2 separate regions of the Homo sapiens genome follow, and region 1 is linked to region 2. A link is a loop called in an ENCODE intact Hi-C map of the cell type or tissue named here. Cell type or tissue: mammary epithelial cell. All regions are shown on one strand. Each heading gives the region's core, and the rest is flanking DNA. Links, peaks and the distances in the headings are about the cores only. Region 1 overlaps COMETT (cytosolic oncogenic antisense to MET transcript). Region 2 overlaps MET (MET proto-oncogene, receptor tyrosine kinase).

Region 1 (5,390 bases), core at 258-5,257, 120 kb after region 2:
TAGGAAAAACAACCTGAGGATGGAGGAGCAACCAGACAAAAGGAGTTGAGTTCCCGAACAACTCACAGAACAGAGCTGCCATACCAGCCCTGTATTGCTTACCTGTGAAAGTGTTTAAGACACTATTATTTTGAATCTTGGTTATATACCACTGACTCTATCCTAACTTATGCCTATCAACAGGAAAAAAAGAAGCAATTCAGTTTTCAGATTTAATATCAAATTGCTCACTCATGGACCAAGTCTAATTGAAAATCAACCATAAATTTTATTTATGTGCTGGGTACATTAAAAAGTTTTGATTTAGGGGTGTAACTCCTCAGGCAGAAATGGATAAAGAAAAATTTCTTTAGTTGCATTTCAAACAGTCTAGAGAGCTCTAGTTTGAAATGACTTTGTCCTCTGAAAGCCCTAAAACTTTATAAAAATAGTAAAAATGCAGAAAAATATTTTGACTAAAATTATAAAATTTTAATATATTAGACAGATAAAGCATCCTGACCGACCATTGTACTCTGCCCTACTCTAACTCATTCCTGTCCTTATCAGCTGAATGTCTTAGTGGCAGTAACTGATTTCTTTAAATGATAAGACCCAACAGAGCTAACAGTACATGTTTGTTTTTGTTTTTAAAGGTGACCACTATTCTAAATTCCTTATGTGTTCAGAATTTATTCAGAGCTCAGGAAGGTGATACTACTGTAACAGATGCTCTTCAGGTATAGTTTTCATTTGCTTATTAAATATTTTTTGGTTTTATGTAAGTGGAGAATATACCTTTTACAATTTTTTGGTCAAGGATTTACATCAATGGTTCTATGCATGCAGCTAGACAAACTACAAAGTCAAACATGAATAATAAATACATTGCTGGCTTATTGCACCAAATAAAGAAAAGTTGCATGTTCGTGATGATACTTAAATTCTTCACAATTTGTGACCACTAGAAATTAATCTATTTATAAAGCATTAAGGCATTATTAATTTCTTCTACTGAAAGTAATTACTTTGGTTATCTATTGCTGTGTATCAAACCCTCTCAAAACTTAATGGCTTGAAACCATAATAATTATTTATTTCCTCACAAATCTGAAATTTGGGCAGTTTTAAGAGGGGGCAGCTCATTTCTGCTCCAAAAGACATCAGCTAGTTCAGCTCAACGAGGCTGGAGGATCTACTTCTAAAATGGCTCACTACAGTGGCTGTGAGTTGGTGCTAGCTCTGAGCTGGGATATAAACTAGTGGCTTTTGTTTATTTCCCACAATGCACTGGAGCTTCTTCCCAACATGGCAGCTAATTTCCAAGAATATATATTTGAAAAGACAGAAACAGGAAGCTGCCAGTCTTTTAAGACCTGGGCCTGAAAACTGGCACAACACCATTTCTGCCATGTTCTGTTGGTCAAGCAGTGGCAGACCTCACCTAGATCCAAGAAAAGAGGACATAAAACTCACCTTTTGATGAGAACAGTGTCAAAAATTTGTGTCTATCTTTAATCCACTTCAGTATTACACATTTTCCAACTAATATTGAAGACATAATAACAGAAAGAAAAGTAGTTAGAAAAATGAGCAGTAGCAGTCACTCTTCTTACGATTAAGTGATAGAACACCCCCCAAAAGAAGTAATAGAATGGTTTGATGATTGTTTTAGAAATATTTGAAAACTTCTATTCCTGCGGTTCTCACCTTTTTGGACTCATGGCATCCAGTTTAGTAGCAATTTTTTTTTTGACAGTATATATCAGACACTGGTTGCCTATCCAGTATTCACTCTCTCCTTCTTTCTTACTGGGAGAGCTTTGAAGTTATTTATATCAGCAATGTGCATAGGAAAAAATTCTCACGTCCCTGCATTCCTTTGCATCTAAGGATTGCCATAGGACACAGTTTTGGGCAATTCATCTTGTAAACAGAAATCATTAGGTACAGATTCTAGGAAAACACTTTAAGAGGACAAACTCAGGTGTGTTGTTGTTCTTCATTCTTCCTCTGTCGTCTTGTCTGGATTTCTAATGTGGTGTCTATGGTGCAGCAGTCTTGTGATTAACAAGTGATCACAAGGAAGAAAGCAACATGTCCAGAATCAATATGAGGAAAGGTAGAAGGCTGGGTTCTTGATGGTCTTGTGGAATTGTCATAGCAGTCTTATACTGTCTATTCTAGATTTCTTGAAACATGATAATCCTGTATGTGGTTAAACTACAGGAATTTGGTTTCTGTTGCATAAAGTCAAATTAAGTTTTTAACTGAATTACTGTTCTAAAAAAGCAATAATTATAATCATGACCAGAGATTAAATATATATTATAGTAGTTGTAAGAGCATCTGCAGATTCTCCTCTGTTCACTATGTTTCTATAAGAATAGAGCTGGTACTTCTCTGACTGCCCTCTCTTCTATATTCATGAGGCAACGTTTTGGCATGTTCAGTAAGTGTGGGCTCTTTGTGCCAGCAGGATGTTACAACATGTTTCTTACCTCTACCTGTAGCATATTGAGTCCTGCTCTATAATGGGCAACGTGGTCCATTTAGCTCAACATTTTATCTAACAGACAGTACTACACATGGTTATACCAAAAATATATAAAAATAGAGTAGTTTACCAATGAAGTGCTTGCAGTGTATCAGTGATGGACCATTGTTATAACCCACGAAGTATGATTTTGACTAAGTTTTGAAAATATTTTATACTACATGGTTTTAACAGCTGCACCCAAGGGGTAGAGTTGTGTCAGTAAATGAAACATATATTCTGAGGAAATGATATGGATCTGGCTGCTTTAATGGAGACCACATAACAGTGGCTTAAACATAACACAGAGTTCCTTTTTCTCTCATGTAAAAGTCTGAGTTGGGACGTGGTCAGGGTGAGTTGAGGTGAGTGGATGAGTCAGTAGCTAGGCAGCTGTAGTTCACCAGGAAACCCAGATTCCTTCTATGTCATTGCTAGGCCATTGCCTAGACTTGATTATGTCCTTATCCACACGGTGAAAGCTGGCTCACAGCACCATGTTCTCATTCTAGAGTTTGGGAATAGAGAAATAAGCAATGATCAAGTAGCTTCCCATAAGAACGTGATCCAGAACTTGTCTACATTCTTTTTGCCTACATCTCATTGACCACTTGTTAACAGGCCATAATCACCTATTAGGAAATGCCTTTATTAGGAAATGTCTCTAGTTGGGACCCCATGTGCCGAGCTAAAAATGGGAAGGTTCTATCACTAAACGAGAAGGGGAAAATGATGCTAGGTAATAATTGGCTGCCTCTTTCACAATGAGTATCTCATCCACCTTCAGAGGAGGGATGGTGTGTCATGCTGATGCTGTCATGTTTCTTGGCCCTTATAAGATATGTCAGACTCAACCATTGTTCATCTGGTAGTGAAAGTCTGTGGACCTGCCCTTAATCAGTAGTGCTTTTTTCTCTCCAGTTCTCACGAATCCCAGATGGCTGACAATTACCTGCCTTTCTCTTCTTTGTTTCTGCATTCCTCACATCTGTCACCATCTCACTTTGCTGCCATCTGATTGGCACTTATTTGCTTTCAATACCCACATTGAAATACCCAGAACAATGCCAAGTTTAGCAAAAACTTTATTGAAGACGGAGGGTTGTGGTAGGGGATGAGGGATCACTACACAGAGCCTTCTGCCTTCTCAGTGGCTTCTGCTCCCCTCATCTCCCTTCTCATCCAACCTCTTCACTCACTCTTCCAAATTGCCCTGTGGCCCTCCAGATTCCTTTTCCTCTGTTAGGCAGAACTGTTTTCCTGTTCCTTACAAGCTTTCATACCAGACCTAGAGGGTTCCACTTATACCCTAAGTGTTATTACCAGCAAAAGTTGTTTTCTCCCTAGAAGGAATTCTAGCATCAGCTGTTGAATTAATAAATTTTCCCACCTCGTTGTTAAATGAAATCAACTTGTACATTTGTTGTAAAAATGTTGTTGAGGACGTTTTCCATTACATCACACAATTTCTTCTCTATAAACCTCCATATCAGAAAGCTATTTTAGATTCCAGTGCTAGAAAAAACTTCACTTCTCCTAAAGCCTGCTTCCTCCTTTCTGATAATAAGAGCTATATTACTTATCATGATTTCTGAACTGTGTAACTGGAAGCCAAATTTACAGCTCTCTCATTGAAATTATGTTAAAGATACCATTAGCATATTTCTATTTTCCTGCACTTGCTTGAGTCATTTTATATGTCTATCATATTGGTCTGCCTTTTGTTACAATTTATTTTAAATTTTTTTTAAAAAGTCAAGATAAAACTAAGTTAATAAGTAAATAAGCAGCATAGAGGTCATTTGAGGCAAGAGTATACAGTGTTTTTGACCTCCCAACTCCTTAGGCAAAAGGCACACTGTATCATTTACTCTTCTCATTCCCACTTTTCAAGGAAAGAATAACTCAGTGAAGATGTTACCTTTGGATTAAGAATGAAACATTTTAAAAATTAGTTATCACTCACTTATTTGCTAGAAGCACCCACAACTTTTGTGCCATTTTGATTCTTTCAATGTTCCTTGCTTCTAAGAGTCTTTGGTCACTTGTTTCACTCCAGCCACCCCTACAGTGACCATACCGGTGAAGGCTTCAATTGATTTTAAGAGAGCTAAACTTGACAGCACCTCTCCTTATGCCTGCCCCATGCAGTACTTGCTTTCTACCCTTGGACATCCTTGTTGATGGTGAGGAAGGAGACACTGTGGGATCTGTTTGATGCCCATATATGTGCAACCTAGAAATGAGGAGGAGCTAGCACCCTCTTGGGTGAGTCTTTGACTAGTGGGAGATGGAAATCAGTAAAGAAAATATTCGACGCCTCCCACCCCAAAAGACTGGCATTACTGTCTTGAGTTACAATCATTCATATAGATTCTCCGAAGATGGTCTTATGAAATTGAGTAATCAGTTGCACCTGTTGCCAAATGGTGGCCAGATTGGTAACATGCCCTCATATTGGCTTTCCCATCTTCCCTGCTTCTTTATCTTCCTTTTCACTACTATTTCCCTGGGATTTACTCTCTAATAAAGGAATAGCAGACAAGGTTTTAACCGAGTTTCTGCTTTCTGGAGAATCTAGGCTAGGATACATAGTTATACGCATGGACATTCTACTTATAAGATACACTCATGATGACATAAGTGGCCTAGAAAACAGAGCCTCAGGATGAGATTTTGGAGGTGAATTATTGCTATCTGAAAGCAATAGGGACCTCATTTCTGGTGGTGAGAGGAATGGGGATAACCCTTGGCATGCTGTGGCATCCCAGTGACTGATACTCACCTGTGGTTAATTGGGATGAGGTACAGGTCGAAGGTGAACTACTGGGATATAAGAAGACTGTGGCTTAACCATTGTGGGAGGAATAATCAT
Region 2 (5,361 bases), core at 1-5,000:
TCCTATGTCAGTGATTCCTGAGAAATCCAGTGGTGGAGACATTAACTTCATTATGGAACAGTGAATACTTTTGTCAAATTTAGATAGGAAGAGCAATGAAATGGTAAACCACACAGTTAGCATCTTGTCCTGAGGGTTTGACTGCAGAGTGTTCTTTTTACATCACATCTGAGTGAATGATGCCACCGTGCACTGTGCCTTCCAGTCACCACCTATGCCCACTTTTGCAAGATAGAGTCCAACCAGCCACCAGTTTGTCTCCTATAAACTTAGTGCAAAGGTTATACTTAGGTTTCATAAAGACTGTCCATTTATTTCCCTCATGGTCAGACTTCCAACAAAATTAACCATGTAGAACACTACTTAGCATGTTGATTTATATTTTAAAAAGACTGAAATAATTGTGACAGTAAAGTATCTTGCAGGAAAATCTTTCATTTGTGCACTTAAAGCTTATTAAGTCCCATATAAAGTTTGTAGTAGAGCTGGTTAACATTTTTCAGGCTGCTGCAATTTGCAAGCAGAAAATGAGAAATGGGAGTAGAAAACGCAAGCATGTGAGACCTGTCAACACAGGCGGAGCCAGGAACACTATGTATGTGGAGTACACTGTTTGTGTAATATAGTAATTTATGGCTGTAATTATGGCTTGGGGTCACCAATAAAGACTTAGTTTGTATTTGGAAGCATTCCCTTAAACAGAGTATGCATTTCATCTTAAAAAGATTTTCTCAATAACAGCTAAAATTTTAAGTAATGTTCCAGCATTAAAAAGGGGTAGGTTTCATTTATTTAGGAAGTTCATGTATGTGGAATGCCTCACTCTCCAAAAATGTGGATAAATGAGGTATTACCATACTTATGATTTTTCAATTTTTGGCCAGCGTAGTTTTCTCCTGTTTGTCTTATTTCATTTTTTATCTTTTTAATGGAAGTTGTGGTTAAAAAATAATTATAGTAATGCCTCTGGGTAAAATGAGTCATTACTACTGTAGGTGCCAACATGCTTCCAATAGTTTCCAGAAATGTCACTTGCAAAACAAATATTATAAACCAAACATAGTTATAGTTAAATGATACTCAGTTCATCCAAGAACCTCATTTCTCCTACCCCCTTACTAATGAGGGCTCTGAGGGATCATTTCAGGGGAAGTAGTTCAATAAAAGTCTAGAACAAAACAAATTTTCAGGATTAGGCCCATAATTTCAGTGGTAGCTGATTTTTCCACAAGGGGAAAGTGTAAATCAACGTTTTATTATAAGCTATTTATTAGGTTGCAAACCACAAAAGTATACTCCATGGTTAAATAAAATGCCACTTACTGTTCAAGGATTTCACAGCACAGTGAATTTTCTTGCCATCATTGTCCAACAAAGTCCCATGATATACACAACCAAAATGCCCTGTGCAAAAGAAAGAACTTGGTTAGCACTGCGTAACATTTAATTATGAAATAATTATTTATCAAACCCTTTATGAGCTTCATTTTATTCTTTCTTCTTTCTATACAGCAAAAGAGTACATTTAAAAAATACTTTTAACAATACCACTATAGGTACGTAGGTGTGTTTGTAAATATATATGTAGATGCAACACATTTCACCCAAGGATATAAGCAATGTGATTATTTAATTCATGAATAAGTTGTAGATGATATGACTCATATTAAAGCCTAACCTAATAAAATATTCAACCACAGTGGAACCACTGAAAAGGTGAGTAACATCGGCCTCATCAAATAAATTTTTTTAAAGGATGACATAGTATTTTAAAATATGAAAATAAAGTTAACCCACATGAAGAACTATAATAAAATAAGTTCTCTATATTCTAATAAGCTGAAATGAAATAAAAATGTTACCATTAAAAATAGGATTAGTATTATAGAATAAGGATTTCCCCATTAGTCACTGGTTAATACGTAATCCAGGTTGGCAGAAACTGAAAGGCAGTTGCCCAGATGAAGCAAATTCACCCTGACTCACTTCATCCAGTTCTCTCTGGCTTTAACCACATCATTTTCCCAATGGTAGCCTTTTATCCAGTGGCAGTAATTTCCCCCAGAGGTGCCAAATGTCTGATAGCTGTGTAAGTCATTCACTAATTAATTCATCCAGCTGGCCAAGACACCATGAGTGCCTAGTATGTGAGTGTCAGGCATTAGGCTGCCCTCTACTAATGCAAAGAAGAATAAAATAAAACTTATGCTTTTGAGTGCTCCTATTCTCCTGCAGAAAAACATATAAATACATAGTAGCTAATATTTATAGAGCTGTTAATGATTATAACTTCAAAAGAGAAATAATTGCCATTTTAGTACCTTTCATGATAAAAAATTCTAGTTTTCCAAATGTGTAGAATTAGAACACAATTAGTGAGTCCACACACTCTAAAATTGATGCAATTACTGGGATTTATAGGCCTATGACAGAACTATATATTACTCTGAAGAGAAATGGAAAGATGTTTGTTAACAGTGAAGCCACTCTTGGGGAAGAAGGAGCACACAAAGGATTACGCTCTGGGGTGTTTGACAGAAGAATGTGTGGATGCTACCACAGGAAAGTGAGAAGGCCTTGTGTTCATATAAGGGAAATCACGCCATCAGCTTCTCTTGTATCACACTGGCAGATGCCTGTACAACCTCTTGCAGCACATATAGAATAAAAGGGATCAGAGGCCATTTAGTATTAAGGGTAAAAGCTTTTTAGAAAAAAAAAAACAACAAGAAGAATGAAGTTCATTTCCCGGTTTTTGATTGGTTTCTTTTCCTGCTAAATATTTCCACAAATACTGTTTATGCTAGCTGTTATTGCTGCTTTGGCTAGCTTATTACAAATATTCATTTATCTTTGTATAAAGAAATTGGAGTGCATTGTAGAGATGATATATGTTGCTTTAGATCAGGAGAATGCTATAAATTCTCTGTCTTCTGATGCTGTCCAGCAGTGTACAAACTGCTATAAACCAGGCTTCATAGAGTTTGTCACTGTTCTCAGGGTAAAGAAAGACTGGAGAGAGATTGAATAAAAATACTCAAAATTAAAGGAGTGATATTTATTTATTTATAAGTATTTATTTTTTTGACATGGAGTCTCGCTCTGCTGCCCAGGCTGGAGTGCTGTGGCACAACCTTGGCTCACTGCAACTTCCACCTCCTGGGTTCAAGCAATTCTCCTTGCTTCAGCCTCCCCAGTAGTTGGGATTAAAGGCACCCGCCACCACGCCTGGCTAATTTTTGTATTTTTTTAGTAGAGACGGGGTTTTGCCATGTTGGCCAGGATGGTTTTGAACTCCTGACCTCAGGTGATCCACCTGCCTCGGCCTCCCAAAGTGCTGGGATTACACGTGTGAGCCACTGCGCCTGGCCCTGAGTTTTAGAAGAAAGTAAATGGCACCTTTGAAGAAACTATAATTGCTAGTACACACAGGACGAGGACGAATTGTGATTTAGTTCTAATATATTTGGGGGATTATCCAATTGCTTCCATGCACAAGGGCAAATCCCCACGGATATGATTTACAGGGCTACATTTCTATAGAACAGAAATCAAGTACACTTGTTATCACTGCTCTGTCAGTTGCTTTCACCATTGTCTAAGTTCCTAATCTGCAAAGGCCAAAGATAAAATGCTTACTGGAAAATCGTATTTAACAAAAAGCTGAGTGGAAATACTTACCTCTTCCTATGACTTCATTGAAATGCACAATCAGGCTACTGGGCCCAATCACTACATGCTGCACTGCCTGGACCAGCTCTGGATTTAGAGCACTGAGGTCAATGTGGACAGTATTTTGCAGTAATGGACTGGATATATCAGAGTCCCCACTAGTTAGGATGGGGGACATGTCTGTCAGAGGATACTGCACTTGTCGGCATGAACCGTTCTGAGATGAATTAGGAAACTGATCTGTAAGATGAAGGAAAATTATTAAAGAACAACAGTAAAACCTCATTTAATGGGGACTGAAACAGGAAGAGCTTTTATAATGGAATTAGTTTGATAAAAATGATAATAAATTGGGAAAAGATACTAAGTTATATATACAAGCATTTCATTAGATGTTTACAGATTTTCATTTAAGTAGACTAAGTATTAATTTTGAAAGCTTTTTACCCTCATTTCCTTAGACATTTCTCTCTTTATCAATAGCAAAAAGCCATGCTTATGGTTTATTTTTGAATATACTATGTCCTTAAGAATGGAAGCAGTGGTAGCAGCAAAGGTAGTTGAGCAATTGCCTCGTCTCACAAAAATCCAGCTCAAATATAAGAAAATGAAAAAGATGCCTTTTGAGACACTACTATTTGTTAATGGAATTAATTACTATTGTGCAAAACCTATGGATTCCTGGCCAAGGGAAAAATACACATATGATTAGAAATAAATAATGGCTATATTCCCAAAACTGAAAGCTTTTCACATTAGTGGTAAATTCTCCACTGTGCAGTGATGGCACTGGATTTAGTGTTACTGTTGTTTAGAGAAGGCAGGTTAGATCTCGGTTAGTGGACCATCCTTGTTGTTTAGTTAAGGACACTATGAAAGGGGTAAGCATTCTTTATAAGTTGATCTTTATAACCAAAGCTCTGTAAGAACCTCAGGCAAAGTTCCCTTTTGCAAGGAGAATTTTTTTTTTTATTTCAGGGGAAGAAATGGTGCTGATAGTCAATTTCTTAATGCCAAATAGGGCATTTCCACTTTCCCTTTCTCTTTCCACTGGGAATTCACACATATCAAGGAGGGGGCATCATAGCCACAGCAACTGACATGAAGATAAACTAGGCATAGTATTGAAATGTATTAGTATGTAACACAGGGAGAAGGTTATGTGGGGGTTCCTCATTAGCACCAAAATGTATCATTTGTTTGCAAATAAGCAGGAGAATCAGAATCTGAGAGAAGGGCATAAAAAGAATGCTGTTAGTACCTTGACTATTCCTAATCCCACTTGAGCATTTTTAGTATTTTCTACAGTGGACAGTTTGATTAATAATAAATGAACTTGGCCAAAAGTGGTTCCAGAAAAGCGTTGGGCATCAATTACAGTTATAGTAGACACTAGCCAGAAAAAAGACAAGAGCAACCTTTAAAGAAGGATGTGGAACATCAGTGAAGTACCTGAAATGTTGGGTGAGTGAGGAAGGAAGGAGCCTAGCTGGGTACTTGCTCCCTTAATTCCAAGGAGTCAGGGTCTCTAAACCTTCCCCAGGGGATTGGGAATGCCAATCAGCCTCTCTAAACTCAGGTCTTTCATTCTCACTTCCTAAAGCCTTTGCATCTGGAGATCAGGGCTCTAAATGCTTAAGGGTGCACAGATTGAGGGAAATCCTTGGTGAGACATGGATAAAAGCCCTT

The links. Hi-C counts contacts between places; a loop is a spot of excess contacts. Peaks named below come from ENCODE experiments on the same cell type or tissue, not always from the same donor. Only the 100,000 strongest peaks of a DNase experiment are listed, where the experiment ranks them.
Region 1: a loop joins it to region 2, with 8 times the contacts of the local background. A loop is called at or near these places in 2 of 110 quality-filtered maps.

What each region holds. Positions count from the first base shown.
Region 1 is chr7:116,650,910-116,656,299 of GRCh38, reverse strand. The region is part of intron 2 of COMETT (cytosolic oncogenic antisense to MET transcript); the gene reads left to right. Among named protein-coding and RNA genes, the nearest start is that of MET, 19 kb to the left of the region's middle. In mammary epithelial cell, for the core only: no CTCF peak of the experiment used is centred there; DNase peaks (open chromatin) are centred at 2,449, 2,929 and 3,339; H3K27ac peaks cover 3,062 bases.
Region 2 is chr7:116,773,432-116,778,792 of GRCh38, reverse strand. MET (MET proto-oncogene, receptor tyrosine kinase) reads right to left here. Exons shown (of 21, transcript NM_000245.4): 15 at 3,682-3,912; 16 at 1,324-1,404; 17 at 1-17. Among named protein-coding and RNA genes, the nearest start is that of CAPZA2, 86 kb to the left of the region's middle. RefSeq lists enhancers at 1,567-2,766, 5,324-5,361. In mammary epithelial cell, for the core only: no CTCF peak of the experiment used is centred there; DNase peaks (open chromatin) are centred at 972 and 1,992; H3K27ac peaks cover 1,832 bases.